Regions from separate parts of the Homo sapiens genome. Here region 2 is linked to region 1. A link is a contact called in ENCODE Hi-C or POLR2A ChIA-PET data. All regions are on one chromosome and are shown on one strand. Each heading gives the region's core, a stretch centred on a gene start or an enhancer-like site at or near the end of the contact. The rest is flanking DNA. Distances are from core to core; before and after follow the strand shown.

Region 1 (3,800 bases), core at 1-2,500:
GCAACTCTCTGTACGTCCTGATTCCAAGTTCCTGGAGAAGGACACAGACTGAACCACCTTGGGTCAGGCACCATCCTTGACCAATTTACTAACAGTGCCCAACTCCCACCCAGGGTGGGGAGTAGTTGCAGGTAGTCTTGTTTATGAACATGGCAATCAGAAGCCCATCCCTGTCACTGTGTGGAGGGGAGGGGAGAGAAGAGGGATGGTTCCAACCAAAAAAGGTAGGGGGATGGACATCCCAATAGGGGTCCACTCCATTCCTGATGGCACAGTGAGACAGTTGTCATGTGTCACGTGCTAGACTCTTGACTCTGTGCCTCCCAGTACCTGCTACTGACCAACATGGTCTAGTGAGCGATTTTTCTTGTGAAGGCATCCATCCATTCATTCATTCATATAGCAAACAATTGTACATCACAACCTTATGCTAGGTGCTAGGTATACAATGATAAAACAAACACAAAAACCAAAACCACAATCTCTACCCTCAATGTGAGGAGATACCACCACATAAACGAACAATTACAATACTGTGAAACATGTTATGCTCAATCTATGGCCTAAATCAGATGAGAGGCTGGGCAGAGGATCAGGCTGCCAAGAAATGCTTCCTAGAGGGCATGCTGCCCGAAATGAACCTTGAAAATCAGGGAGCTTGATAGAAATAGGGAAAGAGAGAGTGTTTCAGGCAGAAGCAAGGTTCACTGTCAAGGAAAGGCATTTCAGGAAACCAAAAGTAGTATCTGTTTGACATGAGCTATATTGGAGTGAGAGTACTGGGAGGTAGGCTAGAAAGGGGAACAGAGACTAGATATGAAGGAACTTGAAAGCCGTAAGTATATGAAGAAGGCAATGGGCTTTCTACACAGGAATGACCTTGAAGACTTGATTTGCATTATTGAAAGCTCACCATGGCTGGAATGGATTGGGGACGTCCGATGATGGGAAGACTCAGCTGGGCAGTTGCTGCATTAACTGTGGAGTTATAATGGTGACCTACGAGAGCAGCTTTGGATACGGAGAAGAGCAAACTGGTTTAAGAAACGTCATCACCTGGGTCAAGAAAAGGACATGCAGTGGGTTGGGTAGGGAGGAAAATAGATGTAAATAAAGTTATTAGTTGAAAAAGAAAAGCAAGATCGAGAGAGAAATTAATTCTATTGCCATCTATTCATGAGAATCACAAGGCTGAATCAAAAGCCTTCCTGCAAACCTAGACTCACGCTGGTTCAGTTCAGAGACTCTATCAGAAAGATGAGGAGCTCATGAGTCATCCATCAATGTGATCTTGTGATTTTTCTTGTGACCACAAGACAAAGGAAGAGAAGAGTACTTTGGAGTCATTATGATGAAAATTCAGTTGAATACACTGGAAAGTCAAAACGAGAGGAGAAGGAGGAACCGAAAATCTGATTCAGTCTTGACCACCAAGTAGAATTGGGACAGAAACAATTAAGTAGGCACAGATCCAATTTGGATTATAAAAAGCTGGTTCATCAGGAAGGCCACTATAAAACCAGAAGCAAACGAAGAGTCAATTAAGTACAAAAGTTTTTACTATGACTATGCAGTGAGGTCCAAACTGTACTAAATTTGAAGTTCCCTGCCAAAGAGAAATGTAAGCTTCCCTGGTGGTATAAGTCAGAATTTCATGACATCAGCCAGATAACCACAAAAGAATATATCTTTTAGTGCTAGATGCTTCTAAGCCTTTCTCCACCCAACTAACCAACATTCACTTACTGATTTACTTATTTCTTTAACAAACACACTCCATTTCATAGCCACATTCTTTCAAAGCTGACAGGTTGAGATATATCTAAAACACAAAATCTCCAACATACATTTTCTTCTTCAATGTTGTGAGATGTATTTTTCTAAAACACTGTTCTGCACATACTACCATTCCAATATTAAAAACAAGTTAGTTATCCACTGCCTTTTTTGTACAAATGAAATTCATAAATTTTAATTTGGTTACAAAAAAATTTTTCATCAAAATTTTTGCTTATTTGTTTATATAAAAATGGAGACAGGGTCTCACTATGTTGCCCAGGCTGGCCTCAAACTCCTAAGCTCAAGTGATCTTCCCACCTTGACCTCCCAAAGTGATAGGATTACAGGCATGCGATACCAAGCCTGGTATAATTTAAATTTTTAATTAAAAATTGTTAATTTGTCTACAAAATAAATATATACTCATCATCAAAAACTTTCAAAGAAGAAGATTAAAATCACCATAATTCCAACACCCAGACACAATCACAATCACTTCTGTAAGTTAGGATATACTGACAGCCTATGTGACAGGGAAAAAACTAAGTTGTAAGAATTTTTTAAAAACCTCCTATTCCCCATTACAGTAGATTTTATTACTCAAAATATTTGCTGCCCCACCCTGGGGAAGATAATACTTCCCCACTTCATTGCATCAGCCTTAGAGATGTGGTTTGAGGTGTCCCTTCTTGTGGGAGGATTACATATTCTCATCTCCTTGACCTCAAGAGTGGCCATGAGACTTGCTTTGACCAATGCAATGATAACAGAAGTGATGTGTGCCACTTCGAAGCAGAAGCTCTGATTCATCATATGGTTCTACTATGTTCGTTCTCTCTTCCATGAAACCAGCAATATCCCAAATACAGACTGCTGGTCCCAGGATGGAAAACTTAGAGCAAAGCTACCGGTAGCCCACAATGTGAGCAAGAACTGAACTTTAGTCATTGTAAGCCACTGAGGGTTTTGGAGTTGCTTGTTACCACAGCATAACTTAGCCGACACTGACTGATACCACCTACCTCCAAAATGTCATCTGAGTTTTCTTTATGTCTGAAGAGAGCCTTTATGCATTGAAATAAATACTCCCTTTAATTTCAACTTATATTTTATATATTTAAATTATATGTTTTAAAACTTAATTTTGAAGACTTTAAACTTGTGTTAATTTATAAATCAGTTTTGTTAATATTTTATTATCTACTTTTATTTGGTTTTGATGAATGCCCAACTGGCTTGTAAATTTGATAAGGTACTCCCAAATATTTATCAAACTTTCAGAATTAAGTTTTAGACATTTCAAACTACAATCTAATTTTAATTGATTTCTCAAGGAAAAAAACAACAAAGCAGACTCACATTTCTATAGGCAAAATCTTAATAAACACTGAAAACATACTGAACTTAAAAAGTTTAACCTTACAAATTTAATAAATTATAAATTTAAAGATTTAACAATTTAAACATTTGAACATTATTTCAAACTTAGTTATCAACATCTTATAAATTTTTACTAATATTTTGAGTCTAATGAATCAGTCTCTTTACTTACCTTAAAAAGCAGAAAAATATACACAAAATACTATAATGGTTACAAAACTTATTTCTAGATAAAATTTATGACTAGACATAACTTAGCTTGTCTTCCAAGGGTCTTTGAAAGTATGTTTGTTTTCTGGCAATAAGAAGATATTTCCAGACTCATCTTGATATTTCCTGCCGTAAAACATGCAATGAATTTTTCTCCAGGGAGCCCAGTGCCCTCAGGGTCTTCTGGCTGGAATGCAGATTAGATGGATTGGCAAAGCAGCTGCTGGGGCCACAAGGGGAAACCAGAAATCCACAGTAATCTTTGACCTGACGTCCTTGAGCTGCTGAACCAACATCCCAGGTTTTTAAGTCCCTGTGGTCCATTTGTCAAATGCAATTCCTTACTGATATAATGGTTATACAAATAAAGAAGCCCAGAGAAAGCACTGCATATGGAAAGGAAAGATTGACCTAAAGGGGAAGATCTTGTG
Region 2 (4,031 bases), core at 713-3,212, 630 kb after region 1:
TTTATGTGAGGCAGGCCTTGCATTGGCACATACCCTTCTGCCTAAATCTGATTATAAGCAGAATGCATTCCGATGGTCACAGCTTACTGCGGGGGCTAGCAAATGTCTGCTTGTTTTTCAAGGAATAGGAAGAAATGTTTAGTGAATACCTAGCAGTCTGTTGCCAGAGATGGTTTTTGTTGTTTCAATTCCATTGTACATTCTTCTTAGCATTTAAAAAATTATTTGAACTTTTGAACAGGCAATATCTTCACATACTTTAAAAGTTTGAAAATCTGAAAAGTTACACAGTAAAATGTTTGCTTATCATTCCTGCCCCACATCTACTCAGATCCCACTAGGTAATCATGGTTATTACTTTATCATGTATACTTCCAGAAACCTTTTGTTTAAAAAAGCAAATATGAATTTTATATATATATATATGAAATCTCTTCCTCCCTTATTACATAGATGGAGCCATAATATACCCAGTACTTTGTACTTGGCTGTTTTCCCTTAGTAGTATAAGATAGTTATTTTAAATTTTGTATTATTCAGTCTCAGTGACAAGGTGGCGTTCCCAGCGTCAGGGAATTTCTAATCTAATCTGGTCAAGGTATAATCTACTAGTAAGGAGGAAGAGATACAAGTAGTGGAAGCTTTTGTACTAAAATCAAATACTTACCTGTTACTCACTCTATAACTCAATACCACATTTAGAGCAAATGAGTAATACCTTTATAAGTCAAATTAGATTTTTAGAAAACTGCTTTAGGAAATTAGGCATGCTAAGATAATTCTTGGCATTTAAATCACATAATTAAGGGAATAGAAAATGGTTTGTGTTAGGAAATAGATCTTTGACTACATTTTTGCATGACTTTCTGATGTACTAAGTACATTTTAGTGGTCAATGTTCTCTACATTAAATGGCTTTTGTTTTGGTAAACCCATATGTTTGGAGTATTAATGGTTGTATTTCTAATTTGTTACCCTGGCCCAAATGATGAAGTAATAGAATGTTGCATATTTCCTTCCACTTAACATTTAATTTGTGTTAATGAAACCAAATGTCACTTTTAACTCTGGAACTTCTAAAATGAACTACACCGGGAAGCCCTCTGTATTCTTTGTGGTTTCCCATGTTCCATGAGCCAGCAACCGGGTGTTCACTTGCAGTGACTCTGGTTTACTCAGCCCCTGGGGATGCATTACTGCTCGGAAATGGGAAGGGAGAGTAGCAGGTGGTGCGTAATTGAGAGCTGTGTTTGATTGGGACTGACCTGGTGCCCCTTTCCTCTGCCGGTTTGAATGAGAGTTTAAAGGAGGAACTGCTGCTGCTAAGAACAAAATGAACCCGAGTGCCTCTTACTGTTTGTCCCGACTGTCAGTGCATAGGGATTAACTAACATCCAGGAACTTTTAGCTGGCCTCTGCTTTGTTCTTCAACATTCGGACCTTCAGTGAGCTCTAGACCTGCACAAACGACCTGCAGCAAATGGCAGCTTTCATTTGGGCTGAGGAAGAGGAATATTGGAGAGAATGAGGAGAAGGAAATAAATATCTTTCCTTTTTGGCCCTTCCTGCTTTATCTTTCTCCATCTTTATGCCTTTATTAATGAGGATTTTCCAAATATCGGTCTTCAAAAATGCCATAAGAAGACTTCATTTTCTGTGGTTTTAATGTCATAAAATATCTCCTTATGTGAAATAACTAGATATGCTGGATCAAGCATAACAAACATCCCTTTAGGACATTGCTGAATCTGTATTTAAAACATAAGGGAAGAACTGAGGGAACAGATGGAAAAAGGAACTGGAAATGGAAGTGAATTGACTGCTGCAGCTGCCCTCTGGGCTCCTGCAGATCTTGGTAATCAAAAGGATTGGGGTTCAACTGCCTTGTGGGAGACAGGAGACAGGGTCTTGGGTCCATTTAAGTTAGAGATACCATAGTAACGTGAGACACTCAAAGGACTGTGGTCTCAGTAGAGAGGTGACAAATACGTCTTGACCTGTTCTTGCCTGAGGAAAACGTTTCTAAGAATTCTTAACCACAGGCCCTCCCTCATAGATTTTCAGTTTCAATTTATACTCTGTGTGGTCTGGCAATTTCCAAGCTGTGAAACTTATTTAAAACAGTCTGATGGTACTCACATAAATCACCAAGTTAAAAAAATACAAAATAGAATAAAAAATATGAGCATGGAAAATAAATACTATCAAAAGGGCTCAGATTGATTTAAAAAGGAAACACAGACAATTCTTTAAGACTGAATGGACTAAAGAACTCATTCATGTAACCAAAAACCATTTCTGCCACAAAAACTATTGAAATTAAAAAAAGAATGACTTAAATAAGAATGGATCTTATACTCCAAAAAGAAAGAAAGAAAAGAAAACAACAACAACAAAGCAGGATATGGGTTAAACAAGAATAGAGGAAATAACTGAAATGCAAGATAATACCTGAAGAAATTACCTAGAATGCAGCACAGGGTGGCAATGTCAGGCCTTCAGTGTTTCTTCTCTGGATTTTTGAAACAGCTTTCTAACTGGTATTCCTGACACTGTTCTTATGTGCATCCAGACTATTAGCCTTGGATCCCAGCTCCTGTGATCACATTTTCAAACCTTCACCCTCCATTTTCCACTAATCTTTTATAGACAATAGCTAATCTTTTACTCAATAGCTACCCCCAGGAAATCCTCCCTGATCCTAAAACTGCATTTGTTCGTTAGGTGCTCCTGGCCTGTGTTCCCATTGTACCTAGATCATAACCCAGTTATAATCTTATTACATTGTTATCATTAATGCTTTTTAAAAAGTTTTACTATTCATCACTAGAGTGTAAATTGTTTGTAGACTAGCAAAGCTCTGTTAACAATTATAGCCCTAATGTCTACCACTTTGTACAATTAGTACTTTGTAAGCACTCAGTAATTGTTCATTGAATGTAAGAATGAATGGTGTATGTGAAAGGTGAAGCTATATAGGTCTAATGATGCTTAGATCCTAGGAAAGGGCCTATGGTTCATGTTTCTGACAGGAGATTATTTAGGTAGTTCATTTAGCCATTTCACATGACCAATGTGTTAATGTCTGAATTTAATCTACTCGTTCTGTGCTGTCTTAAAAGTCAAACTTTTCAGTAAAACGAAACCAAACAAAAAATACACCCCTAGCAGTTTGTATTTCAGCTCCCCACCCCCACCAGACAACTTTTTTTAAACATTTTATGTTGGTAGGTACATAGTAGGTCTATATATTAAGGGTATATGAGATATTTGTTGCAGGCATACAATGTATAATAATCATATCAGGGTAAATGGGGTATCCATCACCCCAAGCATTTATCATTTCTTTGTGTTACAGATATTCCCATTATACTCTTCTAGTTATTTTTAAATGTACAATAAATTGTTGGCTGTAGTCACCCTGTTGCACTCTCAAATACTAGATCTTATTCAATATATCTAACTATACAAAATTATCTTAAGTTTGAATTATAGAGGCATTTTCACAGTAGCAACCAGTAGGTACTGACTCCATCACTGACAATAGCTATAGGTCACACTCTGTGTTTCTGAGTGACAGCCACACATGGTAGATACTCATGTCACCACCTAGTTTATCTTCAAATGTGAAGGACTCCAGTGACACTCACATTTAGTCCTTTCATCTTTGGTAGTAAAGATGAATCTTTGTCATCCCCAGGACCTCTTCTTTTTGTTTGTTTGGTATATGGAATGAAATGACTCAGGTGCCTTCTTTCAGTTAATTTAAGTTGTATAGTAAGATCAACCGTAGAATACTATCAGTCATCTTGGAATAATATCTTTATCATCATCCAATTGATGATGCTTCTTCCAGTTTTGTTTCCTGTTGCTATCACTCCATCTGTCATTAATTGCACTAAGATAATAATTCTCTATTGTGTGGCCTGACATACTGTTTTATTACAATTATTTGGAAGGTCTTGTTACTACTGCACATTAAAAAACAATTCTAAGGTATGTGAATTGTTTAATATTTAAAAATGTAGTCA

Evidence for each region. A loop is a pair of places that touch in the nucleus more often than their neighbours do. ChIA-PET counts read pairs that join two places held with the same protein, here RNA polymerase II (POLR2A). Pooled maps may share reads with other maps.
Region 2: a loop to region 1 is called in a map with no recorded cell type, with 19 times the contacts of the local background. The contact joins two enhancer-like sites. A Hi-C loop is called at or near these places in 7 of 37 single-sample maps with no recorded cell type and 8 of 50 pooled maps. POLR2A ChIA-PET finds 5 or more read pairs at or near these places in 1 of 52 experiments (activated CD4-positive, alpha-beta T cell).

The regions. Positions count from the first base shown.
Region 1 is chr5:80,124,746-80,128,545 of GRCh38, forward strand. It overlaps a transcript of SERINC5 not described here. Among named protein-coding and RNA genes, the nearest start is that of THBS4-AS1, 43 kb to the left of the region's middle. Within about 2 kb of position 1,251, at least 4 of the 41 ENCODE cell types and tissues checked have a DNase peak (open chromatin) inside an H3K27ac peak, as active enhancers do.
Region 2 is chr5:80,753,874-80,757,904 of GRCh38, forward strand. All of the region lies in intron 12 of MSH3 (mutS homolog 3), which reads left to right. Among named protein-coding and RNA genes, the nearest start is that of DHFR, 100 kb to the left of the region's middle. Within about 2 kb of position 1,963, at least 4 of the 41 ENCODE cell types and tissues checked have a DNase peak (open chromatin) inside an H3K27ac peak, as active enhancers do.